Regions from separate parts of the Mus musculus genome. Here regions 1, 2, 3, 4, 5 and 7 are each linked to region 6. A link is a loop called in an ENCODE intact Hi-C map of the cell type or tissue named here. Cell type or tissue: left cerebral cortex. All regions are shown on one strand.

Region 1 (4,000 bases), 690 kb before region 6:
GTCTTGTTTCAGGGAGCAGAGAAACTATTCTTTCCCCTCTCACTTAGCGCCAATAACAAAACGCGAGGACTCAAGAGAAAAAAAGAAAGAATGGAAAAAAAAAAAAAAGCCCTCCACGTAGTGGATCCTGAATCTACACACTGTGACATCTGTCTAGTGTAGTCCACGAGGGGACAAACGTGTTGGAAGCCAGAGACACAAACCCAGAACAGGACCCAAACAAGCACTACTGGAGATAAAAGAGTCAAACACACCGGGTCAGTGTTCTTTCCGGGGTGTCTGAGGATGAACTAGGGGCTCCCTGGACTTATACTAAGAACAGGGGAGAGGAGGATCAAAAGAGAAAGTGGTGGTCCCCAAAGATGAACTCTTTCAGGAAGGCAGCCCCAAGAAAACACTCACTTTCCTGAGACTAAAAGGCCAGAAGAGCGGCTGGTGGGAGGTACAAAGGTAAGTTTTCTGGGTACAGAGGGGAGACACGCATTAGCAGGAAGAAGGGACCACAGAAGTGCAGGTCGCAGGAGAAGGGGGTGCTGAATTAAAACTATATTTGTCAGCCATGTTGAAGAAGCTCCTGTAATTTGTGAGGCTTCCCTCTTCCCTCTTAGTATTTGTGGGTGACATGACAGTCCCCGCAAGGCCGAGAGAAAGAGAGGGAGATTGGAAAGGGACCATTCCGCAGCCGTCAAGAGCGAGGAAAGAAAGAGAGAGAGAGAGAGACAGGCGCGGACCTCAGCGCTCTGACCTGGTTCTGGTCCCTCAGCCTCGCAGTCCACCGCCGTCGCAGCCGGGTCTCCTTTCTAACAAATCCTACAGGGCAGCCATCTTGCTTCCTTCTGCTCCTCTACGAAAGCAGCCTCGCCTCCGCATCAATATTCATAAGGCAGTTTGACGTCTGTTCTCTAGGCTCGGCGGGGCCGGCTCTCAGGCGGCCGCCGAGGGGGCGGACGTGACTGGCATGCGAGCGGAGCGGGCGCGAGCGCGGGAGCGGGCCGTGCGCTCGCTCCCTCGCGGAGGCGCGGCGGGACCCGGGGCCGTGCGCTCGCTCCCTCGCGGGGACGCGGCGGGACCCGGGGCCGTGTGCTCGCTCCCTCGCGGAGGCGCGGCGGGACCCGGGGCCGTGCGTTCGCTCCCTCGCGGGGACGCGGCGGGACCCGGGGCCGTGCGCTCGCTCCCTCGCGGGGGCGCGGCGAGTCCCGGCTGCGCGCTCACTCCCTCGCGGGGGGCTAGGGGACCTCCTCTGCTCGGCTCCTCCCCGGCCTTTCCTGAGCCCCGGGTGCCGCCGGCCGCACACCCACGCGTGGGCGGCCTCCGCGCCTCTGTCTCCCGCGGGGGCCGCGTAGGCACTTGGAAACTCTGCGCCCTCCTGCGCGCTCCAGGGGCCCCTGGCTCCCCGCGCTCCCGCTGCCAGCACCTCACCAGTCGTCTCCCCACTCGCCCCCACACCCTGCCACCCCCTTCCCTGTCGCCCAGCCAAGCCGCTCCCCATTTCCCCAAAGGCCGTGCCGGGAGAGCTAGAGGGGCCTGGGCGCTAAAGTCTCCACTCTGCAGCAATCCGGCGGCGCCGGGGCTCTCCCCGCCCAGGCCCACCTTCTGTTTACTTTGGCCACGTGGGCCGCGCAGGGGGTGCTGTCTCGCAGAGCCCAGAGGAGCGGTGTCACCGAGCCCCTGCTTGTCACTCGAAAGAATTAAGCCAGCAGTTTCTAATGTTCAAGGCGCCCCCGTAAGTTCCTCTATTTTGCACAAATTTCCACTCCGTACGGTAAAGTAATGAAGAAACCGCCTTGTGGGAAGCTGAATTCCGAACAAGCAGAGAGCGCTCAGTTTTCCCTGAAGTTCAAGGCTTGTGCGCACCAGCTCTTCTGCTGGCACTTCCGTTTTTTAAACTTACATTTTAAATGTTCCTTTTGGTAATTATTAACTTTTGAAGATGAGATCGAGGCAAATTCATAGGAATCATGAGACAGTAGTTTAGGAAATTTGTGCTCACACATCCACCCACCCTCCTCCTGTCTTCAAGTTTTCAGTCACTGAATGTTACGTTTTAATAGGTAATCTGGGAACCTCTTCTGTGGGATCGGTTGCGTTCACAGCAACCTTAAGTCTACTTTAACACTATTATATTGTCTGTAATGCACCCTTTCTTTGTGTGTGTGTGTGGGTGGGTGTTCTTTAGAAATGAGGCCTGGAACCAACTAACTCTCTCTCTAACTCTCTCTCTCTCTCTCTCTCTCTCTCTCTCTCTCTCACACACACACACACACACACACACACACACACCACATAAATTTTGAAAAGAAAGAGCAGACCTGCAATCACAGCATTTAGAAGTCTGAGGCAGTAGGATGTCTGACAGTTTGAATTTAGCTGGGTATTGTAGTTAGATTGTTTCAAGAAGAAAGGAAGGAAAAGAAAGGAGAGAGAGAGAAAAGAAGGAGGAGGAGGAGGAAGAAGAAGGAAGGAAGGAAGGAAGGAAGGAAGGAAGGAAGGAAGGAAGAAGAAGAAGCAAATAGCCATAACATTTTCCCTTAATTTCATGAAATGTAAACACTTCCTCTTTGTAAAATCTCATAGATGTATGTACTCACACAGGAAAGGCCAGGACCTCTATGTGGCACATTGTTACTCTGTGTTACATTGTTGCAGAGAAGATTGCCTAAAGTAAGTTCTAAGGAAACAATGTTTCTTCCATTTAGAAACAGTTACCAAGGTGTGATCTCACAAATCAGTAATCAAAATATTTACCTGGGCTCTACAGCACCTTATTTTTAAATTATTTTTTTTTTCTTTTTGAGGCTGGGTCTCACTGTGTGGCACTGGTTCATCTGAAACTATGTAGACCAGTTGGCTTAGACTCTGTCTTAGTCAGGGTTTCTATTCCTGCACAAACATCATGACCAAGAAGCAAGTTGGGGAGGAAAGGGTTTATTCAACTCACACTTCCACATTGCTGTTCATCACTAAAGGAAGTCAGGACTGAAACTCAAGCAGGCCAGGAAGCAGGAGCTGATGCAGAGGCCATGGAGGGATGTTCTTTACTGGCTTGCTTCCCCTGGCTTGCTCAACCTGCTCTCTTATAGAACCAAGACTACCAGCCCAGAGATGGCACCACCCACAAGGGGACCTCCCTGTTTGATCACTAATTGAGAAAATGCCTTACAGCTGGATCTCATGGAGGCATTTCCTCAACTGAAACTCCTTTCTCTGTGATAACTCCAGCCTGTGTTAAGTTGACACAAAACTAGCCAATACAGACTCAATAGAAATCAGCTTGCCTTGTTCACCTGCTTTGTCTGGCCTTTTAAAAAAATTATGATTATTAATTAATTAGTTTATTTGTATGAGTGTTTTGCTGGTGTGTATATCTGTGTACTGTGTGTTGGCCTGGTGCCCAGGAGGTCAAGGAGTGGGAGTCAGTTACAGATGATTTTGAGCTGCTGTGTGGGTGCTGGGAACTAAGACTAGGTCCTCTGCAAGAACAAGTGCTCTTTCTTAACCTCGGAGCCATCTCTCCAGGCTCGTTTCTATTTGTTTACCAAGCACTGCCAAGAGTCTGTTGAGTTCCTGTGGAAATCCAAAACTGCCAGCTAGTGACCAGAGCTAAAATAGCCATACTATTCCTGTTGAGGACTTCCTCAAAACCAGAGTCATTGTCAGAGTTAAAGTTTAGCAGGGGCAGCCTCTGAAGCCTCACCAGTGTCTACAGTGCCCCTAGAAGCCAGCTTTGGAATCCTCCGAGGATTATCTAGGCAAGCCTGTTGTTTGGTCCTGTGTTCTGTCTGCCTTTTCTGCTCAGAGAAGCTCAAGCCATGGTGACAGGCCTGTGATCCAGGAGCTTGGGACGGAAGGATGACCTGCCCATGGTCATACTCACGTGGCTACACTGGATTCTAGGCCAGTCTGGGATACACGAGACCCTGTCTTAAACAAAATCCCCATTTAGAAACTGAAATTCTCATCATAGTTCAGGAGTCTTGCCCTGGCTATTCGGCATTTAATG
Region 2 (4,000 bases), 270 kb before region 6:
CATATGCCACTGCATGTCAACATTGAAAATGAGGAGGAAAAAGGGGAGGAGGAGGAGGAGGAGGAGGAGGAGGAGGAGGAGGAGGGAGCCCAGGGGTGCAGAAGAGGACCAAATTCTCTGTCTCTGTCTCTCTCCCTCCCTCCACCCCCTCCCATCCATATCTCCCCACAGTCATGTCCCCTTTCTCCCAAGTGAATCTAGACTTTGTCAAGTAGGCAACACTAATTGTCACACTGGCCTTGAATGTTTGTATTCAGCTCAAGGTGCCTAGTTCATCTTTTTCTGTTATAAAACCATAAAAGTTTAACACAAGGTGCCTCCATGGAGCTTAGTAGGGCTACATTCTAATGTCTGCATTCATGTACTTATGACACTAAGTAACAAAACGGCTTGGGAATGTTGGAGAATCTCACAGAAGATTGGTACTAATGCTAGAGATGGAAACAAGACCCATGTAAGGAAATATGACTTACCTGAATTTGGTACTTTGAAACTTCTTACTTTGTAATTGGAGGGTCATGTAACTAGTATGGGAACCAACTATACATTTACCTCTGCTATTGGTTCTTCAAAAGTAACTTTACTAATAACTAGTTGTTTATCTAGCACTGCATACTTTATAGAGTAACTTTGTCTATATCAGATCATATTAACATCCCCAGAACCCAATGAGACCTGTAATTTTTTAATCATTTTATAGATTGAATAGCACAATCTATAAAAATGTATAGAAATTTATTTGGTTATCTACACATGGTCTCCCAAGTAAAGAAGCAGAATTCTGTCTTGTGAAACAGCTGGAATTCTGACTTCTGAATTTATGTACTACAGACCATGGAAAGATGTTTTATCAATGCTAAAACTTAACACATAAAGCTGCAATGAACATTTGCAATAGTTATTGTTTAGTCCAGATTTATTCACTTACAGTTCTTGTGTGTTTATTGATGAGATGGCATTGTGCTTAGTAGTGTGGGTTATCATTAGAACAAGAAAAACTTTGCTTTCTAGTAGTTTAATATTTCTATTAAAATTAAAGTTATTTATTATTTGTATCCTGGACGAGAGAAGCTGAGTTCCTGTGTGTTGTGACATTTTCAGGGACGCAAGTCATGATGAAAAGATGACTTTGGCTCCCTGCTGCAGGATACTCGATCACTTTGTGAACCCTAAGCTTGTGAACTGGATGAGCATTGTTGTGGTGAGGCTCAACCCTCGCATACACCTTTAACCCAAGAGCGTTCTGCTTGTTGTAAACATATAGTTGTGGTGTGGCTCAGTCCTAGCACACCCTTTAATCTAAGATCTAAATAATGTCAACCCTAGGTCAAGAGGCAGAGCAAACAACCAGCAGACAGGGAGTGAACATAAATAAACACAAAGAAGGGTGTTTGAGTTGGAAGGTATTCATGACATCGTGGAGATGGAGAAAGAGCCTTTTCCTTCTGAGATGCTGGTGGAATAGGAAAGTCAGATGTGTGCTTTGTCTGCTTCTCTGAGCTAGCACCCCAGCTTTCAGCTCCTGAGTCTTCATTTAGTAAATCAAATGGCTGGGATTTTTGTTTTTATAATAACAGTTTCCACAACAGGTAGTGAGGTAGGGAACAGAACTTTGCTTCGTAGGTTACTCTCACTATGGTTTCCCTGTGATAGAGGGATGCCAACAGGAAGGATGAAGGTGAGACAAAGACCTGTCTGGAGCGCAGCACCTTCCTTACTGATACTATTTCCCCTTAAGTAAATTTATCCCACTCTCTTCTCCATTTCTCTTATAACAACTTCCCTTCCCACTTTGTTCAGTCACCAATAAAAGCATCGTCCTCATTTCTAACTTTCAACACTTGCCTGCTATTTTTGCCTGCCTGTGGTTACCTATGGAAGACATTTCATGGCCTGAAAATGCCTGGCTTAAGGAGCTCCCCCCCTCCCCAAATATGCAAAACCAATGGTAACATATGGCCTTATATTTTTTCCTTTCTTGCCAGTTCACTAAAATAAATTTACTTTCAATTTACATATTCTTGTCTACATTTCAGAGATTTAAATATATTTGTAAGGTCTGTCCTGTCTATCTTTTTCTAAGATTATGCAACAGCTTTGCATGCTGTTTAGGAAATAATAGGAACTTTTATGATTTTGAGAATCTTTCATTTCCTAAGAAATTTAACAAAGCTTAAGTGATCAGAATGAGAAAGGCTAAGATGTCCTAAAAACTAAAATGTAAAATTATTGCTTCTATAAGCTAGATCTGAAAAAACGACTGTGTAGAAAGCTTGAAATAAATAGTTTACTAGATAGATGCACAATATATAATTCTGTTTCGATTCTAAACAAAGGGCAACTTAAGGAACTTATAGCTAAGTGGAGAGAATCACCATAGACCATTGGATTTACTAAAATAGAAATTGTGCATTAGTTTAGAGACAACTCTGTTTTCTTGTAAGAGGACCTCGAAGGCTCTAGGAATCGTTCAAAACGGTGGTCTTCATCTTCTTCCAAAGTCTATCTTCAAGCATTCTTGATGTTTTACGTCTGGAGGATTTTAACTGTGTAAAAGAATAGTCCTATAGACATGTGGTACCATCTCCTTGTAAGGAATCTCACATATATGAGGAATTCTCACATATATGAGGAAGAGATGCTGGGCCTGTTGTGACTGCTTAATTTCCTATATACTGTGGAAAACAGAGCTGTGGATAGCTCTTTATAGACATGATTCTGTTGGATCATCAATTCCTTATCACATGACTAAACACACTTTAACTGTTCCTAACAAATCATGTATATGGGGACACTTGAAGGTCTACAGACTCTCACCTTTGTCTTAAGGCTCATGTGGCAGGTGGAAATAGGGGATTCTATGATGTCAAAATACAGTGAAATTGTTTAAGAAGAATAGAAAAATAACACTTTCAACTGAAAGTATTTTCATCATCCAATGACCACTGGACAGGGTCTGAAGAAAGTTTTGGTTGACACAATTGACTGAAGGGAGCTTCATAGCAGCAGCAGCAGCAGCAACAGCAGCAACAACAACAACAGCAGCAGCAGCAACAGCAGCAGCAGCAACAACAACATGTTGGGCTGACTAGAGATTGGGGTTTTAGACACTATTTTCCTGTCACAAACAGTACTGTTACAATATAACAGACAGTAGTTTTATTGGCTATGAGCAAAATGAAAGTTCTTATTGGGTACCATACTGGGGTATAGCCCATTCCACTTCATTGCTGAGCTCCACTACATTCCTCATAGTATCTCCACATGTCTCTCTACCCCACCCCACTTCGTCTCATTCCTAACCTGGCCTAATCTCTGCTTGTATTTCAGCTTTATCTCTGGTGGACTAGATTCAAGTATGTTATAATGGAAAAAATGCTGGAAGTCAGTTGAGTCTTTAGGCTGCAAAAATGCTGTCAAATAATAATGGCCTAGCTATGGATATGTGTAAGCAGGGATTCCTCAGTATATATTTCCTGTCATGTCCAGGTGATTTCTGACTTCCTTATTCATAATACTTCACAGTATAGGCTGGGAATCTTCCTGTACAGAGATACATAATGATACTCAAAAACTGGCAGCAAGCATATAGGCATAGTCCATGTGAAGGGATTGCTGAATGCAATTAGTAATGAAAATGAGTGATCATCTAAAAAGCAAATGAACACAGCACGGTATCAGTTAACTTAGTTTTGACATAATGGAATAGATAATGTGTAATCTTTCAAAGAAAAGTGGGCCAGGATTTCTTCTCTAAATTTTCTGAGAGGCAGATATTTCTTTAATCAGTAAGAGCTACCAGACAATTATAGCCAGAAAGGTAGAATTAATACTCAGTAGAAGAGTTACAGGACTGGACAGTGACTTGAAATTGTAAGAAAAGTTTTGCATTTAAATTATGTTCAGGGAAATGGAAAGACAAGATTAAAGCCAAAGTGAGGGAGATGTTTGTGCATGTGTGTTCAATCATGAAGACTTTAAAACAGTATAATTAAGCTTG
Region 3 (4,000 bases), 140 kb after region 6:
AAATGCATGCAAAATTTTTTATATCTTGAGAAGCATTGAGGCCTTTCTATTCTGTTGGACATTTATGTTGATTAACAATTTTTAGAAAAGTGATTTCAAAAGTAAGCTTTTCCTTTTATTCTGGAGGCATAATTCTGCAGGCATTGTTAGTTTACTTCTATATATAAAATATCCAAACAGAATAAACTGATTTGTCAAAGTAAATGGAAAAAGCACCAAACAAATGTCAGACATAGTGCATTTTGATTTTCTGATGTTTAAGAAATATATTGATGTGTGCATCATGGCCGGGGCCATGTTTGCTGAGAGCCAGATTTGATAGTTGCTCATCATCCTGGGCAAATTCATATCACCACTGCTCACCAATGTCTTCATGTAGGTAGCAGTGTCCTCTCTGTTCATCACTGCTTGGTATTTTATTTAAGGATTTTTAAACATATGTAAAAGCAGATATAGTATATTGATTCCTAACATTCACCTATCATCAATGACAGCTAATGATTGCTGCCTTTAGCAGCTCCTACAAAGTACTCCTACTTACAGATCCGTCTGTCAGGTTTTTTTTGAGTGATTAAAGTTAAGAAGTATCTTCAGTTTTAAGGAGTCAGTGCGATTTTTAAGGAAAATCACCTGCCAGTGGGTTGAATATCAAGAAGATTGTATGGAAAAAGAAGATGATGTTTCATATTATTAAGTATAACAGGGAAGCATCTTTTCCATGTTCATTTCCACTAAGGCTCCACCCTGCCTCTTTTGCTTTCTATATAGTTGTTTTTTTGTTTTTTGTTTTGTTTTTTGCTTTATTTGTATTTGAAAGAAAATATTCCTTTTAAAGCAAAAATGGAAACAAATCTGCCCATGGTACCCAGCATGTGCTTTCAATTTCAGACATGCCTTTTACATGCGTTTTTTCATATGTAGACATGACCTCTGAGGTCAGACCTGTCAGGTTTCCTATTTCTTACATCACTGAAATAACTGTAGTTTTACAGCCTCTCACTTAGCATGTTGGTGAAAACAGCCCTGCTTTCCTGCTCTGCCTTTTCAATAAGCCTATGCTTCTGTCCTTTTGTACTCCATGGAAATGAAAACCATATTTCAGTAACAAACCACTACCCAATATCAAGCGTGCACACACACACACACACACACACACACACACACACACACACATCCTTGTACAGTGTGATTGTTATTTTATATTATAATACAGTCTTACAGCAGGTGACTGTGTGAAACAAACAAAGGAATAAGCTTATATAATAAGAGTGATTTGCTAAGTCTGCAATTTTTGATATAGCGGTTTGTGATTTACACATATAATGATTTCACATTTTAAATTCATTGACTAAGCTGTTTTACACTTTTAAACTATTAATCTATTAGTTGAAATCCCATCCTTAGATTGGAAATCTTCAATTATGCTTTGAACTTTAGTTTTCTATATGTTTAATGGAATACACAGTAAACAAACAAACAAAAACTGCAATAATAACAAAACAACCCCCAGAAACTTTATAAATAATTCTCCCATTGAATTGGAAATTGGCGTTAATGTCTGGGCATTGGGAGTCCCATCAAACAATCGTTAGATAGTAAGCATACTGGCTCTATGCAGTGGGAAGTGTAATTGCTGCCTCCTTAAGGAGATGTAAAACAATCACTCTAGAGTCCAGGAGCTTCTTCAGAGAAGATTTTAAAAATCTTTTAAAGATTATTAGGATATAATAAAAAATAATTAATAATTGGTGACCAGTGGAGTAGGTACATTTTCAAATTTTGTAGTACTGGAAATTTTCAACTACTCTGGGCCTGGTTAACGGCAAATGGAATATGGAATTAATTGTGGGAAAAGGATTTTTAGATTTTTTTTTTATGTGATGAATGTTTTGACTACATGTAAGTATGTGCATTGTGTGTTTGTTTGTGTGTATGTGTCTGTGTGTGTGTGTGTGTGTATGTGTGTGTGTGTCTTCCTTGGAGGTTAGAAGATTTCAGATCTTCCAGGCAGGAATTTTTGATGTTTTTGAGCCAACCATGTCAGTGCTGGGAACTGAACTTGTGTCTTCCATAAAAGCAACAAATGCAAACATCTAAGCTAACTCTCTGGCCCAGATCAGGGAATTTTAAAGACCAACGTGTCCATAAGTTAGAAAGTAATGCTTCGTCATTTATTTTATGCCATCTAACAACAATTTCAATGGGAATTTGGCTCAAACATAAAAGGATCAAACAACAGAGAGCTAAAATGTATTGTAGATAAACTCTTTTTGAATTTGTTATAGGTAGTATGTCTTGAAACATCGACTATAAAGTGATGAATACATCATATTTTATTTAAAGTGGGGACTTTTACCTAATGAAACTAAAGTCTCAAGCCACGGAGTTTGAGAAAGTATTAGAAATGCATAAATCATAACATCATAGTATTTGGAACAGGTAAATCATTTTACAAGTACTAAATAAATAAAATCAATGTAAATGATTAACCTGTCAGTATAGAGCAGTGGTTGGTTCTCAGCCTTTCTAATGTTTGGACCCTTTAACACAGGTCCTCATTTTGTGGTGTCCCCTAACTATAAAATTATTTTTGTTGCTACTTCATATCTTTAATGTTGCTATTGTTATGAATCACAATGTAAATATCTGACCTGCAGCATATCTTATATGTGGCCACTGTGAAAACGTCATTAAACCCTCATAGGAGTCATTACCAGTAAGTTGAGAACCACTGGTATAGAGTCCGTCTAAAGAGTGGAAGCATAATTTGCTGGCCATCCTAAAGGCTCTATTTCTCTCTCTCTCTCTCTCTCTCTCTCTCTCTCTCTCTCTCTCTCTCTCTCTCTCTCTCTCTCTCAGTTCTTAGTTAGACAGAACAGAAAGTAAAGACTTCCTTGGTGTAGCAGGTTAGAACACACAGAACCCAGCTTCTCAATAGTGAAGTCTGCTTTGCTGCTTGTGGAATTTACTTCCAGGGTCCTATCCTGGGAGCACTGGCCACACAGTGTAGGACAGCACCACACCTTAGAGGTAGAGGGCCAGGACGAATCACACTGCCACAAATCTGTTCTGATGAATGTAGGTAAGTTGCCTTTTAAAAAATTATGAGTTAATTGCAACAAATTTAGTTGTTTCATAGAATCTGAAAATGTTGATTCTTAGGTCTACACTTGAGTTTTCTATTTGTAGAAAGATGGGCCTGTGGACTTACTCTGCTGCTTTGGCAGTATCTCATTTATGTATTTTGTAGATGTATGACAAAGAGCTACAGGCAGCCAATAAAACCTGAGAGTGGGAGAAATAATCTCCCTCCAAAAAGAAACAGTTGACTGATCATTCAGTGCTAGACAGTCAACCCTGATAACATGCACATACAAGTGCCATTATGTGGATTTTATATATTGAGGAATACTCTCTCCTCTTTGTCTCCATCTGTCTGTCTGTCTGTCTGTCTCTCTTTCACACACACACACACACACACACACACACACACACACACACCTAACAATAATTAAAGAAAAGCAGTTCATTAATTTGAACAATCTGGGACTCTTTGGAGGGATGAAGGATAAATGACATAACTATATTATAATCTTAACAAATCCAAATAAAAAGACATATGATATATATATGTATGTATATATATATATTTTTTTTTCTCATGAAATTGATTTGATAAAAGTTTCCCAGATCTCTTTATATATAACACTCCGGGTTGTTATATAAATGCTCCAATGAGAAACTTGACTTGTATTTTCCATTACCAAAATTGCTGACTATAGATGGGTCATAGATAAATTCCTTCTCTGGAAGTTCCTTTGCTTTAAAGAACAAGTTTCTACCAGAGTTATGCCTCCTTACACATTTGTTCAGTCATTGGTTAGTAAGAAAAACTCGAGGCCAGAAGGTCTCACCACAATCCTAGCTTTCTAAGCCAACCCTGAAAGCATGTCATCTTTAAATTCTCATGAAATTGCTAAAAGGTTCCAAGCTCTACATG
Region 4 (4,000 bases), 90 kb before region 6:
ATCTCTGTGTATGATGTTGGTGATGATCGTGATGATGGTGATTATGATGATGATGATGTTGGTGATGATGGTGATGACGATGATGACGATGATGACACTGATGGTGACACTAATGATGCTGATGCTGTTGGTGATGATGATGATGATGATGATGACGGTGACTGTGATGGTGAGTGTGACTGTAAAGGTGACGGTGATGGTGATGGTCATGATGACTCTTTGACAATAAAAACTGGACCAGGATCTGTGAGGATGGTTCCTTTCCATTTTACATGCTAACCTATTTTTCAGTCTAGAGGTAGTTCAGGTTTACTCTTGTTTATATTCCTGCCTCATTGAATGCAGCATGGCAGTTTTGAGTTTTTGAGGAGCAGTATATAAGAATTTTAGAAAAAGTGACCAACTTCCACGTTCACCTATGTAGAATTACGAATGCATGTTCCGATACTTTTCATTGTAGAGCTAACGTTAACTCCACCCAGGTCGTGCATGTCTTTAGGTGGCAAAACAATGGCAGGCACTACTTGCTTTCTGGCCATGATTCGGATTTTTGCTAAGCAGATTTTGAAAGGTCCTTGGGATTTCTTTTCAATACCCTGTGCTGAGCCACTAAACACTGCTGGTTCAGCTTCTTGAGCACGCCATGAGGAAAAGCTGCAGAAGTCATTTCCTGTCTTCTGTGCTTCTCTCCCGGATTTCTGAGACACACTTAACCTGGGTCTTGTGCCGTGTCAACTTCTAATCGTTCTAATTGCCCAACGATCTGCTCTTACCCGATCATAAAATCCTTTTAACATTTCACTTTTTTCCTCAAGAAGATGGATCCTAGTTTCCAGGATGTGACCTTCAGCTGCTTCTGTAAATACCCAGGCAGAGGATTCAGTTCAGGCTCCAGGCAAGACAGCCTCATCTCTCACTGACTTCCTCTCATCCCCTTAATGGCCCCACGGCTGCCTCCCCGGATTGAAGGCTTTTAATGTCAACTTTATCCTCAACTCTGTTCACTTTGGCCCCCTTTCTACACTCAGTTCTTTTTAGAGTTTCCTTCCAATTAGAGAGGATCTTATTTTTTAGTCTTTTAAAAAAAATTTGAATCACGGAAAGGGAGAGGAAAAGAAATGCTGCGTCATTCTCGAAAAGAGTCATTTCCCACTTTGATGTAGTGAAAGGCTAAATGCATTTACTGCTCACTGGTAAGACTGGCATTCAGGGTGATGCTGGCTTTGAAAAAGCCACTTCCCTGCTATTTACCCTGATCGCAATTCTCTGGTTTGTATTTTTTTTTTTTTTGTCTGAATTAATGATTATATGCTGTGTTTTCCTTTCCTATCTTCCTAAATTTCCACGTGGTCTCTAAATACCTTTAGCTTCTATTTGAGATCAAATACTATGCTTAATGGGATCTAATCACTGCGCCTGTATCCTATCCATCTTCGCTTTGAGTCCCAAGTATTATTTAATCTTAAACCTAGCATTCTTCCTTTCCGGGAGATGTACACAGTCAATTGGAAATCAGCTTGGTATTGGCTCCAGCCTTATTTCCTCCACTTGATGTAATCCTGTTCTATACTGAGGTAATTAAAATCTTCCACTATTACCACAGTGCCCTTTTCTTACACATCCCCCTCCCTTTGTGTGTGTGTGTGTGACACCAACTTGCACACACATAATCTTTAGCAGTTCATTTTTCCTCCCAAAACCTAAAACATTACTCATACCACATATTTTACTAATTTATCATACCAAATACTTGTTATCCATCAGAGCCTGTGTGAGAAACATATTATTCAGGAATCATCAAAATTATACCATAAACAAATAATGAACATTTAAATTTTTCTGTCGCTTCTTATAAATATAAGTACCCCCTATAAGCTAGCCATCATACTTTTTTTTAAGCCTCTTAATTAATGTCCTAACATTAACAAGATTTTGTTAAACAATGGTTGGCCACTTAATGTTAGCAATTACATGTGGTGGAGGGAGGAAGCTAGGCTGTATGCACACACTGCATGTGAGAGGATGACCTCGTAAAATGGCCGCACATTTTAAAAGGGAATCGGAGCTTTGCATAGAGAGGAAAAATTTGAAAATCTAGGCTCAGTCTTTAGATTGTTTGCAGCCACCGCTTCTAGGCAACAGGCAAGAGATGTTTACAATCTGGGCTCTCCCCTGCCCCCACCTCTGGAAGCTTTTCATCTGCTGCCGCTGTTGCAGCGCTGATAGAACTACCAGACTCAGGACCTGTGAGGGACGCCCCTCCTCCACCTCACTTCAGTCTCCTGGAGCCCAGCTGTTAGAGCCTATCTAGCTAATCACACCCTTTGCCACCAGGCTCTTTTGTGGGAGTTAATGCCATGTTCAGAAAGGACAATGATGCAGGGACAGGAAAGGATTTGATTTTTCATTTTACCTGCACAGAAAGCAGTATGAAGAAAAGAGGAACTCCTTGTCCTTGGTGCTTGACTTAGCTGACAGTCACCTGCTGCTGCTGCTGCTGCTGCTGCTGCTGCTGCTGCTGCTGCTGCTGCTGCTGCTGCTGGAGTAGCCCAGTGAAGAGCGACCATGATTTTCCAGCCGAGAGAAGTGAGAAAAGGATCTCTTGACCTTGGCTTCGCAAAACTCGTTTTCGTTTCGTTTATTTATTTATCAAAAGGAAGCACAGATTTTCCAGAATGACAAGTAAACAGAAGAAAACACTATTTTAATTTACCTCCTGAGAGCATGCAACCTTCATTTACTTAAGAACTGGAGGGGTAGGAGTTTAAGGAAACAATACACAGATATCAACTTGTAAAGGTGGCTTATTTCTGGCCTCGGGAAACAGGTTTTAATTTTTCTTTCATCGTGTGAAGCCACAAGAAGATGCTTGAAAGGGGCAGAAAAGATTTGTATGAGGAAACCAGGGACAGAACAAGATGGAAACTGAGGCTGTCAGGTCGAGGTTACTGCTGCAATTGCCTGGAAACCCCGCTCCCTGCTTTGATTCCACTCTGAGCTGATGCTGGCTCTGCCTGACCACGGGGAATGGCAGCTGAATTTTGAGTATGACAGCTCATCAAAGTTGAAAGAGAACCTTCTAGGGATGTTGTAGGGGGGCCTCAGTTTCCCATTTTGGATCTGGAAGAGCTCATGTTTTAGAACCCTTTCTTAATTACCTTTTGTAACGCAACAGCAACAATGGTATCAGTCAAATGCAGGGATATGATAGGTTTTTGATTCGGAAACTGGAATCTGGAGCCTGATGTTTGTGTTATAATGTCACTTCCTTGCATGGTTTTAATGGGTTAATATACTTTTACGTATGAATCCCTTAAAACCTAGCCTATGATATACTGAGCCCTTGAGAAATGTTAGCTATTGTAACTAACAAGTACTTTGGGATAGATTCAAGGAAAGACTTAGCAGCTAATCTTCTTGACCTGGTCATTGCTGTTATAGTTATCATAAATTCATAATTAGATATAATTTAATAATATTGGATCAGGCATTCTTTATTCTATCAAAATGAGAAGGGAATTCAACCTAAAACAAAAATCATGTTTGAAAAATGACCTTAAATAAAGGCTTTCCACCATGTCTGACTGCCTGAGTTCTACACCTGGAACATACATGGTAGAAGAAGAAAACCAGTTCCCGAGAATTGTCATCTGACCTCCACATGTTCCTGATGACGTTCTAGGATGTGCTGTTATGATCTGATGCTGATACATTACGCACCACGTGCCACTGGTAGATCAAGTTGATTAAAATTCTTCTTGCAGATCCCTTGTTCCTGTATTGTCCTTGCCATGAAGATTGAGGCACATTTTACATCCCCAATTTCAAGAAGATGTACTACAACATCTCCCGCCAATTGAGTGTTTTAACTGTTATTGCATCTACAACAAAGAAATAGAGCTGAAGGTAGAGAATGTCATGATGAAATAATATCTATGGCTAAAAAAAAATCTTTGAAAAAAAATCAGGTGAGACTCTCAGACCCCATCCTACTTGAATC
Region 5 (4,000 bases), 390 kb after region 6:
AGTCCATAGTCCACAGCATTCAGTTCTATGAAAACCTGCACTTACAGATGTTAGCTTCTGTAGTCATTAGACAAAATATACTGCGATGGAAATTTTTTGTGTCAGCATCCATCTCTGGTAAGTGTCTCTGGTCATGTGACTAAGCTCAATGAGAATCTCGAGACAGAGTAAAAACCAAAACACAAAATGCCACAGGAATGATCTCTCTCTCTCTCTCTCTCTCTCTCTCTCTCTCTCTCTCTCTGTGTCTCTCATGCTTCCTTATTTTTTTTCCTTTCTTCTTTTTCTGTTTCATTCAGTTTCTTGACTTATTCCTAATTGATTGCATTGTGTACTAAGGAGATACTGTCTCTCTGTTATCATACTGTGTATGATATTATCCTTGATCTTAAACTAACCAACTTGGAGGAATAAAGGGGGAAAAGAAAAGAAACATGTTAATTTGTCTTTTCTCAAACATGGAATACTCTGACTGTTACACAAATAGTAATTTTCTTTGTTATATGTTAAAAGTGTTAACAATTAGCCAGAGAATGGGAAGAAATGATCTGTGGGGAACTCTTAAGGGAGTGCGAATTCCAAAATTAATTTTAAACATCTATAATGAGGACAAGAATAGAGGAGAGACAAAATGAAAGGAAAGAGAAGGAGAGAAGAAATGAAGGAGGAGGAAGGAAAAAAAGCTAAAAGGAACAACTGATGCTTCCCGTTCACATCCGGGATGTCTGTCGGCCAGCTCAGGATGTCTGTCGGCCAGCTCAGGATGATTCCCTAGTCCAGAGCACCAGGTATGACCAATCCCATGTTTAAATAGGCCTGCTCCAATCCAGGTCTCTGCTAAAGGAAAGAATAAAACACTAGGAGAGAAATGGATCCTGTGGCTGACAAAACCACAAATATGCCACACAATTTCTATGAGCTATTAAATATGTAAAATTAAAGGAGGGGAGAGAGGTGGTGTTATCAAATCCATTGTATACACAAAAGTGAAAATTTCAAGAAATATATTTTAAAAATTCTTCTAAAAGGCTTTCAATACAAGATGGACAAGATCCCCCCCCCCGTGTGTGTTTGTGTGTGTGTGTGTGTGTGTGTACTTTTTACTGTTTTATATTTTTGTTTTTTAAGAAAGGAAAAAGAACATAAAGTTGGATGATGGTGGGGAATCTGGGAAGAGTTGGGGGATGGGAAAAATATGATCAATATATATTACATTCTGATTTTTAAGAGATAAAATGAATTCTAATTCCGTATTCAACAAAAAAAAAAAATCTTCAGAAAGTGACCATTTTAAAATAACATTTTACCATTGAGAAGAAGACATTGAAGAAATGATGTATGTTTCGAAATATTTTGAATTTAAAGACCTTTCACATTACCTAGCTAGGAGGACAGACAAACCGTGATTTTTTTTTTAAACAAATATCCACATATCATTCCCGTCTTCCAGACCTGGAAATGGATTTTATAGCTTGAGAGCATGACAGAAACATCTTCTGCTGGATTTAAAGGCTGGCTTCATGGTCGCATGAAAGAAGATTAGGGTGGGTGTGGGGAGAAGCAGGGCTGGACTTCCGTTCAAACGCCTCAACTATAAAAGATGAGTCATTGCTGCGGGTTAGTCAAGCTGACCCTTAGTGTGAAGGAATTGCAAAATGAAAAATAAATAACTCCACTGACTTAGAATATATGCCATTTCAGGGAGAGGGAGAGAGAGAGAGAGAGAGAGAGAGAGAGAGAGAGAGAGAGAGAGAGAGAGAGAGAGAGAGAGAGAGAGAGAGAGAGAGAAAGAACAACCCTTTGTGTTTGCTCTGCTAGGAAAAAAGAAAGAAACTGTGTATCTCTTAAGTGATGACTGATTATTTACCTATGAACGAGGCCATCCGTATCTTTATAGCTGTAGCTAAACACTATGTCCCTGTCATCAGTCTCAGCAAATGGAACAGCAGAAGCCCCCACAGAAGCAAGGGTGCAAATCCCTTTATCTGTCTTTGATTATATCTAAACGGGATGGTTAATGGGCCTTGTGCTGAAGCTTCTAGTAAATTGGCCATTTGCTTTCACGAACACATTCTGGAATAGCTTCCAGGAAAAGCAGGCAAATGAATTAATATTTACCTCTGTAGCCATGATTTCCCCCCATAGCTCCTCTTCTTCCCCTTGAGAATTATAGGAGAAAACGAAGAGCAACGAGTGCCACGGAGCCGCGATCTTCCAGTGCCACCTAGTGCTGCTTTTATTTCTGAACTGCGCTGGCAATTTTTATTAATGGCTGAGTAATTCCAGATGTTTTTGACTTACAAGACTGAAAGCTACTCAATCTTTATTCCACATGGAATGCTTCTCAGTAATAATTTCTGCAAATAAGAAAATGAAGGAAACAACACCCGGGCATCATGGAAGTTTGAAAGGGAACCCAGGCAAGATATCTTTAACTTTGTTTTCTGAAAAGTTGCCTTTTACAATTCTGAGCTCTTCCCAGGGGAACACTTTCTCCCGCTGTCAGCATTCGGTGGTTGCTTGCAGTTCTTTGTCTCGGGTTGAGTCTCCTTGAGTGTAGGGTGATTCTTCCACACTGGGTGTCGATTCCTTCCACTTAGGGTGTGGATTTCTGTTGTCAGCGCTCAGGTCATGTTTGGGCAGACGAGGGAGGAAAATGACGTAATTACCATAATCCCAAGAATGTTTTAAAAAATCAAATCGCTACCAAAAACTCAAGAAAATAAAAGCCATTTCTTTGATCTAAAAAAATACAGTTTGATCTATGAAAATAGCTATCTTAGTTCTCTAATTTGACAGAGTCCACTAATATTTAATGATTTTACTACCCAACCATCAAATAGCACAGATGAGAAATGTGAAAAACTCTGGCTGGTTGGTTTTCTTCTCTATTAAAATGAGGTTTTTAACCCTGCAGCATGCTAACCTTTGTTGTAAGGACTTTCTTCTCCGTCCATCTGTGTAAGTTCTGCTGCGGCTGACACTTTGTTCATGGGAAAGGAAAAGTGAAAATAAACAGCCTTTGAATGCAGTAGATGTGTGTGCGTGTGTGTTATGTAGGGTATGCAAGACATGTGTGCTGTGTCTGTGTGATGTGTGAATGTGGAGTATGTATATGTGTTATGTGGGTGGTATGTGTGTGTACATGGTGTGTTGTGTGTGTGAATGGTTTAAATGTGTTGTTTGTGGTGAATGTATAGGTGTTATATGGTATGTAGTATCTATGGTGTGTATACATGTGTGGTATGTGTGGCGTATTATGTGATATGCATGTATGTTGTATGTGAGTGTATTATATGTGGCATGTGTATGTCTATGAGTGTGTGGTGAATATGTGTGTGTGTGTGTGTGTGTGTGTGTGTGTGTGTGTGTGTGCGTGCGCGCGCGCGCAATGGAAGCTAGAATTCACTGAACCTGGACTTCGTAGAAAGGCTAGGATGGCTAGCCAACAAAACTAAAGGATGCTTTTGGTCCTGCCTTCTTGGTGGGGGAATGTATGTGTCACTGTGCCAGGATTTATGTGGGTGGTGGAGTGGTCATGTTTGTGGAGTCAGAACTGCCAACTTCTCTCACTTTCCCAAGAAGCCTTCTCCCTATCTTTGATTGTTGTGGACATTGATAATGCTGTTGCACAAGAAACTCAGCTCCACCTTAGTTTGACAGCATTATCTATGCTGAATTGCAAAGATAAAGGCACTTCCATAGCTACAAGATCTCCAAGTTATAAATTCAAATTCCAGGGTCTACAAGCAGGATGTAAAATTTTGGTTTAACATGCTAGTTAAACATTAAACAAAGTAAAGCTTCTGTGTGAAATGCAAGTGTGGAATGATACTTTGCAAAAGTGGTAACTCTTGAATCCTGATTGACAGTATTTTGACAGCACATTTCATCCTGTCAAAACTGACTGTGATTCGTGATGGATCAACTGAAAGAAAAAAAGAAAGGAAGAAGAAAAGAAAAAAAGTGAAGAATACATGGTATTCTAAAATTGATAACA
Region 6 (4,000 bases):
AGTAGCTTTAAGCATTAAACCAATTCTTTAAATATTTGTAAACTTGGAAGCCAGGTGTGATGGCACACACTTATAATCTTAGTATTCATCAGGTACAGTTAAGTTCAAGGCTATTGTAAAATACACAGCGAAACTCTGTCTCAACAAAACAAACAAACAGTATTTATACATCCGTATACTTGAAAGGATGTTTAGGAATCTTTGTGCAATACATTTACACATTAAAAAATGACTGTAGTCTGCTGATAGATTTCACGTGGTGCACAGTTCAAAAGGAAAAGGAAAAGAATACAAATATTGGGTGGAAATTTTCTTTCCTTGACTATGCAAGGCACTCCCTGGAATGTAGAAACGACTCATTAGTTATCCAATTATTTTGTCTGGAAAGACATAACTATTTTTAAACAAACAGCCTATGTCTACAAAAAAAGTCAAACATAACTGCAACTATGTATACCACGGTTACCTCTGGAAAGACCACCTTGAGTGTGCACACCAGCACTCTTACCAGCGTATTCACTATCCACAACCTACACACGAGCAAATCTTGACAATGTCAATGTAAATCTTTTGAAAATTAAAATATAAAATAGTTTAAGCTGCCTTTTAGCATTCTGTTCTCACAAAACAAATAACTCACCTTTTTCTTCCCTCTCTGAAACCACATTACTATATTACTCCACAAGATGCTTTTTGTTTCTACGTGTAACTTTATTCTATTTTTAAACAAGCATAGTCTGATTTTGTTTGCTTTTAGAAGACTCATTCAGAGTCACATATTGTGGTACAGGTCTAGAACCCCAGCACTGGGGAGTCTGAGCCAGGATGACTGCCAAGAAGGGAACCAGGCTAGCCTGAGCTGTATAGCAAATTCTAGAAATTCCTGGGATACAGTGTGAGATCCCTTCTCAAAATCCCTTCCAAGTGGGTAGGGGGAAAGGAGAAAGAATCACATTTAAAAGGACTTAAACATTTACATCCTATTTCATGCCTGTTTCTTTCAGTGTGGACAGCATGTGTTTAGTGTATCTCGGTTTCTTTGAGGCAGGAAGGAAGGGGTTAATTCATAGTTGGATTTTATGAGTTTTATTTATATGCGATGTGTGCTAAATACTTATCTTTCAGTTTGAAGTATTTTCCCCAGGTGATGGGAAGTAAAAATGCCCATCACATTAAAATTAGTTAAAAGAGATCATTTAGATATGAAAGTAAAGTTTGGAATTAAAATTAGGGAGGTGGGATAGATATTTGACTCCTTGGAATTACCGGATGAAAGAGTAAAGGGGGAGGGCGAAGCTTTGTAGGGCAGGAAGACCCGGACACAGTGGGAATGGAAGGCGGTGTGGGAGAAGAGAGAAAGGCAGTCACAGACTGAGACCGGTCAAGCATCACATCAAATTTTTTACATTCCGGCATAATAACATTTCAGGGATTCGAACCAGCAGAACACCAGTCCCTTTCCCCCTTACTTTAAAACGATAATGATTCTCTTTTAAAGAGTCTCTCCCGGCCCCGCCAGGAAGATCCTTTAAAAGCACGCGACCGGGATGTGAAACTGAGAGAGTCTTCCTGCAGCACACAGGACCTCCCCTCTGTGTCTGGCACAGCTCTTCCCAGCTCAGCCAGGGAACCCAGACAAGTTTATTTACACACCCCCCCGCCCAGCGTGCACAAACACACCCGCAGAGAGCGAGGGCGCGAGGGGCGGGAACGCCCTCTCTTCCATCCCTTCCAAACAATTATCTGCCAGAAGAAAAAAAAAAAAAAAAAAAAAAAAAAAAAAAGCAAATCCTTCGCCGCGCCGGAGGCTGGCGGGGTGGCGGGCGAGCCGGGAAACGTGGCCGCGCCGGCGAGCTGGGGATTTGTGAAAAGGAGCGCTGGCCCGCGTGCGCCTCTTGTTCCCCGTGTAATTTGCAGCCAATCATCGGGAGGTGTCCGCGCCCTGCGTCCTGCTCACCTCGGCCCGCCCCCGCCCCCGGCTCCGCACCGCCTCCCTCGCCTTTCTCCGCGCTCCCCTCCCCCAGCCACCGCACACACGCACACACACAAACAGAGCGAGGGGGGGGGGGGTGAGAAAGAGAGAGAGAGAGAGAGAGAGAGAGAGCGAGAGAGCGAGAGAGAGAGAGACTCCCCGGCTCCCTCCCTCCCTCCCTCGCACACAGCGACTGGAGACGGACCGGGAGCAACGCGCCGGGAAGAGCAGAGACCACCGACAACAGCCCCGCGCTCTCCCACACACGCTCACACTCGGCGCTTTCCTCTCCACCCCCACCTCCTCCTCCTTCCACCCCCTCCACTAACACCATCTCCTCCTCCTCTCTACAACAAGAAAAAAAAAAGCCATTTACAGGTATTTTTTTTTCATCCGCATATTTATTTACCCCACCCCCCCATTCCCAACAGTTTGTTTACAAGTATTAAAGTTGTAATTGGGAGCTGCCAAGACACATCTGGATTTGTGTTTCTTTGTGTTAGGGGGTGATGTGCAACTAATTAAAGGCAGACTGGCAGCGTCTGTAAATTCTAAGGCTCCCCAAATAAAAAGAGACTGGTAAGTGATTGTTCTTTCTCTTCCTCTGGCTTCCCCGCTTCTCTTTCTCTCTTAAATGTTTGCTGTCCGGTGGGATTGTAAAAGTAGATTAATGCTGGTCTCCAGCAATAAAAACCGTGACTGTATTAATTAATTAATTAATCTGCACCGGCCCCTCCTCCTGAATGTTAAATATGACCTTTGATCTCCATGTCTCTGGTAGATCAGACATACAGTATTAGGCATGTACAGTCACATTGTTCAGAGGCAAAGCAGGATCATGAAGTATGGATGTTTATTTTAGCTTTGGTGTTAGAACTATAGTTATTGGTGTGTGCTTTATTTTGTTGCTAAATAAAAGCCAAACAATAGCTGTGGCTTAGGTACCTTTTTTTCATGCTCCAGGGATGCATTGATTAAACAATAATGACCTGGATGCTGGGCACAATCCTTTTCTACAGTTTCTGGTGGTATTGAACCTAGAGGAGGGAAGGGGGGGGGAGGTAGTAGCAATTGGAGAAGCAAGGACAGCTTGTTTGGAAACACCATGCTAAGACTCTGAAAGGGGGATATTAGATCCCTTCTTTATTTGGAACAAGGTCAAAAGACTAAAATGTTAGTGTCCCCTCCCCTCAGTGGGATGATGCCCATTGCATGGTTGGCGGAACTAGTTTCTAGTGACTAGCAGTTATTATGATCTTGCATCTTCAATGTAATTCACAGAAACGGAAGCTGTATGTGTATTCTTACTGTGTCTTTCCCCCCAGACCCTAGCAAGTGTCAGGAATATTTAGCCAGGAGGATTTGGGGGGCACCTTTGTATTGTCATCAGGCCTCAGAAGGGAGCAGTTTTCCCTAATGTGAAACCACAGAGGTGGTGCCTGAGTGATTAGGGACTTGCTGTGATTGAAGGATGCCTGCCAGTTTCTAATCCAGCCGGAGGGAGGTTCCTTATCTTGCTTTACTTTGCCTAATAGGGATTTGTTTACATAAACCCCCCTTTTTTTAGGGTGCCTCATCAGTAGACCTTGAAGTTTTCAAATTTGAAGTTTGGACATAATGCTTCATTAATCTAATTATAAGCATAATGACTATAATTGATATGCATTTGAAACTCTGAAATTTTGAGACAGAGATTGCTAGGCCCTCAGTTTTAATTCCACACCAACCTCTAGGCTTCAGAAGAAGCCAGAGAAAGGTACTCTGGCAAAGAAAAAAATAAATAGGGAAACAAAGAAACTGTTTTTTTAAGGTGAATATACATTTTATATTTTTGCTTTAATTCTTAGAAGGATATGATATAGCTCTCACCCTTAATAAACAAGCAGAACCCCTCTTCCTAATGCTTATTGATGGCCTGTAAGCAGAGAGAGAAATGCAAATACCCAGTTAGCATTAAACTTTCCTCTTAAAAAATAGCAAAGGGGGGAAAAAAACATCTTAACAGTTCTTTGGATAAAAAAACACCTG
Region 7 (4,000 bases), 360 kb before region 6:
CCCTTTCCACAACTGGGTATTTTTAGTTAATAAATTTCAGCACAAATTGGAAATAAGACAAGACGACCTACCTTCTGCATCAGTTTCTTACAGTCACTAACTTACTAGAAGGTCGGAGCTTCTTTTTGAAAATAGAAAATGTTGTTATATTGGAAAAACCGCCAATCTAATCACCAAATACAGCTGTTCACGTTTCCGTGAGATGTGATGAGAATGAAGCTTGAACATTTGCACTTGACAGCACACATTTTCAGAGCAATTGGATGCGCTGAGGAGCGCTGTGAGGAGCAAGCACCAAATGGAGGTGGGCTAAAAGATCTTGGAATCTTGTTCTGGGGTCTGGGGTCTCAGATGCAGCACCCACCAGCAACACAGAGAGAGTTTTAGCAGCTGCATTGTTTTAACCCAGCCCTTAAAGCAGGAAGCCAAACCTCCTTTCTTCACCCTTAACCACGTGGCTGAAAACTGTGTGACTCATGCGCTTAATCTCTTGGTCAGGTATTATTCTTCTAGGAATTCTTAGGAGGAGGCCTTCAGTAGTGTAGGTTCCTTTGGGTTCTGACCTCCTTGGGGTTAAATGACCTTTTCAGGGGGGTCACAGATCAGATATAGTGCCTATTAGGTGTTTACATTACAACTCATAATAGTAGCAAAACTATAGTTAAGAAGTAGCAACAAAATATTTTTATGGTTGGGGGGGGGGTCACCACAACATGAGCAACTGTATTAAAGGGTTGTAGCATTAGGAATGTTGAGAGCCATTCATCTAGCAGCTCTGTTCAGTTAGGAGAGTAGCTTGTGGATACTGTCCTCAGTAGGATTGAGATCTTGGGGTGATATCTAAAGTACCAACGAGATAATTAAAGTGTTAAGATAGATCCAAGATTATAATTCGTTGAAAAAAAAGATTATTTGGGGACCAGTGTACAAAGGGTCTATTAAATACGAGGAAAGGTTTAAATTAAAACTTGATTTTGGATGGTGGCTGCCCAATATTTGAACCAAGGTTGTGACTGAAACTCCATTAGAAAAAAACCCTGCAAAACCAAACAAAAACAAAAACACGAGGCTATAACATTGGAAGTTTTAATTGTGTTGCATTTATGAAATATTTTGAAGAATGCCTATAATTTATAAATTGCTTTTGATACTGGCATTGGGACGTAGAAAAATTTAAGACACCTCCTTAGGGATAGCCAAGGGTGACTTTCCTGTAAGGTTTGAAACGAGGGGAAAACGCTGCAGTTCTCCACATTTCCAGCAGGGGTCAATATGTTTTCATCATTCCATACGGAGAGCTCCCAGGAAGCAGCCGCAGTGTTGATCCTAATTGGAGCAGACGCAGGGATCTTCTATAATCCTCTGACATCCTTTTCAAATAATAATTCTTAGGTGGGTGGTGGGCTGGTGGCTGCAATGCCAGTGCGAGGCTTCTCCACAATGAAGCCTAACCATTGTCAATTATTTTTGATGTATGCTAGCTTAACTTAAGTCTCCATCTGACTGGCGTTTCCAACCCACAGAAGGGTATTCCTCCTTCTAATTATGGAGACACAGTGCCCAGGATGGTCAGAACCAGTGTGCTATTTTGGCTTAATGTGCTCTCCAAAACGCGTTCCCTCTTCCCGGGCCTCCTGTGCTCTTTCCACTCAGCACAAAGACAAGCATGTGCTTTCAGTCAAGTATCTTAGGAATGGTTTACTTATAGCCTTAATTGCTGAGGCCATTTGACTTTAACTCATTACATGCCGGTCCGTGGAAGCAATTAGAGACACCCTGAGTACATATGATTATAGTTGCGTAAATACATCTCCCAACACTTTGGTAATCACTATTAAATCTCCCTTGTCTATCCACTTTCTAATAAATTGTTTAGGGGCTCTGCTAGCTGTGGTGTGTGTTAAGGGAACACATTGTCACCCTTTGTGTGCATTTTAAAGACTCTTGGTTGCCTTGAGCCTCAAATTGTCAATCGGAAGGCGTTCTTTGAGAAAAGAAAAAAGAAAGAAAGAAAAAAACCTCCCCTCCCCCACAACCACCATCTACACACACACACACACACACACACACACACACACACACACACACACACACACAGCACGTTCAATTTTTACTCTTCTTGGCCCTGGATACAGCCCTTTCTGGTGATCAGGGGAGTGAATGTCTCCATGTAGAGACATTTGCAGAAATCTGATTCTGGAGAGCCAGGAGTGTTGAGCAAGAATATATTACCAGGCCACCGGGAAGACTGTTAACTGCTTATGTGCTGTGCTTGCGTGAAGGGCGAGCTGCTCACCTGGCAGTGCGCCTCTCCTGGCCTCAGGCTCAGTGAAAGCTTGGCATTTACCCAGAGGTCTTCACACCTCTCTCTAGGTGGGGGCTGGAGAGTGCTGCTTGGAAGATGAAATACAAGCTGGTCAGAAGGCTATAGGGAATGCAACAGACCAGTGGTATTCAGAACTTGCACTCCCTATGTAAGAAGTCAGGAGAAACTTCCACCTCATGTGGAGGTTGAGCGGCTCCTAAAAGGATTGGGATTTGTTTGTTTGTTTGTTTTTGATTTCTTGTTTGTTGTTGTTTTTCACATATCACACTGGCACGTGCTTTTTAACACACGTGGGTGCGTTTTACACACCTAGAACTGATTTTTCTTTTACCGTCAAAGGTTGCCAATATCCTTTAAAGTTCACTTTGCGATAGTTAAGCAAAGCGGGCACTTTGATAAAATTCTTTGTTGAGGCCGCTCTATCTCCAGTCTTTCAAGTCCAGATTTATGTAAAAGCCAAACGAACAAACAGACAAAATGTAAGAGCAATCCCCAAATTCCAATGTTAATTTCATGGTAGGTCTGACAGACACCTGTTAGGCACACCGAGTCTTCTGGGGAGTTAGGAGAAGCTGAAGAGAGTTCTGTGCCCATGCTTGGCGGATGACAAAGACAGATTAATTTACCATTTTTTTTAAAAGAATATCATTTACATGAGTGTACAAGTACTTCACTGCACAAGAATGCATCTCTTAAAAATAAGCATTTATTTATTTGCTTCCTTAGTGTCTACTACAACACCAGAATCTGCTACCAGTATGGGACTGTATTGATGAATAAAACAGGCTCGGGCTGTATTCCCACGAAGGTTACATGGTGCTTGCTAAAATATACATGCTTTGAAAGTATGTAAGTTCTAAAAAAAAAAAATCCCCAGTATATTTTTATTTCCTCACTTCACACGTTTGCTTCTTCATATTTAAAATGTAGGCTGAGATACTCCTTGCATTCTTTAAAGGTGAAAAAAAAATAGAACTGCAGGGTGAACGACGAAAATTTGGTGGCTGCAGAATTCCTGCAAAGTCTTAGCTGGGAGCAGGGTAGATATGAACTGGTTTACAAATAATTATCAGATTAGGATGCCTTTTAGACAGTCCATTCATTCCTACAATGGAGCAATGTGCCTCTGGAGCAGAAGTCACTGGAGTTCAAGGTTTCCTATCCCTCTGCAGGAGGCTGCAGCAACTCAACATGGAAAGGGCTTGCTCTCACAGCAAGGTTTCAGCAGAGCCAAATGGGCTCTGCCCTTAGAGTCCTGACCTCACCATTTAGGAACAGTGAAAGGAAGCAGCTTCCAAATTACCTTTTAAGACTTGTGTGTAGATTTTAATTCTACCCACCGAGTTTACTGCTAAATATGAAAGCAACCTTAAAAGAGAGTATTTTTTTAAAATTTTGTTTATTCAAATACATCTCCTCAAAGTTCAAAGAAATCTGCATTTAATTTAAAAACAAACAAACACAATTTGCAAAGTTTAAATGAAGCCCATTGCTTGAAGCTGTACTGGTTCTTTGCTTATCGACTGGATGGCTCAGTCAGTCTTCATGGCATCAGGAAGCCAGCATGTTGGGCATCTATCCTAGGCTCTGTGGAATGGATGGTTAGGGTAATCCTTCAAAAGCTCAGTTTAGATTTTTTTTTTTTACTTCCCCTCGCTTAGGTAAACATCAGCA

Evidence for each region. Hi-C counts contacts between places; a loop is a spot of excess contacts. Peaks named below come from ENCODE experiments on the same cell type or tissue, not always from the same donor. Only the 100,000 strongest peaks of a DNase experiment are listed, where the experiment ranks them.
Region 1: a loop joins it to region 6, with 2.9 times the contacts of the local background. A loop is called at or near these places in 7 of 42 quality-filtered maps.
Region 2: a loop joins it to region 6, with 2.9 times the contacts of the local background. A loop is called at or near these places in 2 of 42 quality-filtered maps.
Region 3: a loop joins it to region 6, with 2.7 times the contacts of the local background. A loop is called at or near these places in 3 of 42 quality-filtered maps.
Region 4: it touches region 6 in a loop (4-fold over the local background); 3 of 42 quality-filtered maps call a loop at or near these places.
Region 5: a loop joins it to region 6, with 3 times the contacts of the local background. A loop is called at or near these places in 4 of 42 quality-filtered maps.
Region 7: it touches region 6 in a loop (5-fold over the local background); 7 of 42 quality-filtered maps call a loop at or near these places.

What each region holds. Positions count from the first base shown.
Region 1 is chr3:133,543,455-133,547,454 of GRCm38, forward strand. Tet2 (tet methylcytosine dioxygenase 2) reads right to left here and starts at 936. Exons shown (of 11, transcript NM_001040400.2): 1 at 746-936. In left cerebral cortex, a CTCF peak has its summit at 1,822; DNase peaks (open chromatin) are centred at 893, 1,433, 1,613, 1,988 and 1 more place; H3K4me3 peaks cover 1,877 bases; H3K27ac peaks cover 1,863 bases.
Region 2 is chr3:133,963,664-133,967,663 of GRCm38, forward strand. The region is part of intron 2 of Gm26691 (a long non-coding RNA gene); the gene reads right to left. Among named protein-coding and RNA genes, the nearest start is that of Gm30484, 150 kb to the left of the region's middle. In left cerebral cortex, no CTCF peak of the experiment used is centred here; DNase peaks (open chromatin) are centred at 1,550 and 1,866; H3K27ac peaks cover 252 bases.
Region 3 is chr3:134,375,542-134,379,541 of GRCm38, forward strand. No RefSeq gene overlaps it. Among named protein-coding and RNA genes, the nearest start is that of 4930539C22Rik, 46 kb to the right of the region's middle. In left cerebral cortex, no CTCF peak of the experiment used is centred here; no DNase peak of the experiment used is centred here.
Region 4 is chr3:134,144,541-134,148,540 of GRCm38, forward strand. It overlaps Gm26691 (a long non-coding RNA gene), which reads right to left. Exons shown (of 5, transcript XR_376102.3): 1 at 2,414-4,000. Among named protein-coding and RNA genes, the nearest start is that of Gm26691, 2.7 kb to the right of the region's middle. In left cerebral cortex, no CTCF peak of the experiment used is centred here; a DNase peak (open chromatin) is centred at 2,231; H3K4me3 peaks cover 403 bases.
Region 5 is chr3:134,627,784-134,631,783 of GRCm38, forward strand. No RefSeq gene overlaps it. Among named protein-coding and RNA genes, the nearest start is that of Tacr3, 200 kb to the right of the region's middle. In left cerebral cortex, a CTCF peak has its summit at 2,231 (motif pointing left); DNase peaks (open chromatin) are centred at 1,584 and 2,133; H3K4me3 peaks cover 389 bases.
Region 6 is chr3:134,234,337-134,238,336 of GRCm38, forward strand. Cxxc4 (CXXC finger 4) reads left to right here and starts at 2,159. Exons shown (of 4, transcript NM_001004367.4): 1 at 2,159-2,350; 2 at 2,476-2,551. In left cerebral cortex, no CTCF peak of the experiment used is centred here; DNase peaks (open chromatin) are centred at 1,667, 1,848, 2,727, 3,291 and 1 more place; H3K4me3 peaks cover 2,938 bases; H3K27ac peaks cover 2,280 bases.
Region 7 is chr3:133,875,248-133,879,247 of GRCm38, forward strand. All of the region lies in intron 2 of Gm26691 (a long non-coding RNA gene), which reads right to left. Among named protein-coding and RNA genes, the nearest start is that of Gm30484, 59 kb to the left of the region's middle. In left cerebral cortex, a CTCF peak has its summit at 1,263 (motif pointing right); DNase peaks (open chromatin) are centred at 1,297, 1,521, 2,311, 2,784 and 1 more place; H3K4me3 peaks cover 376 bases; H3K27ac peaks cover 193 bases.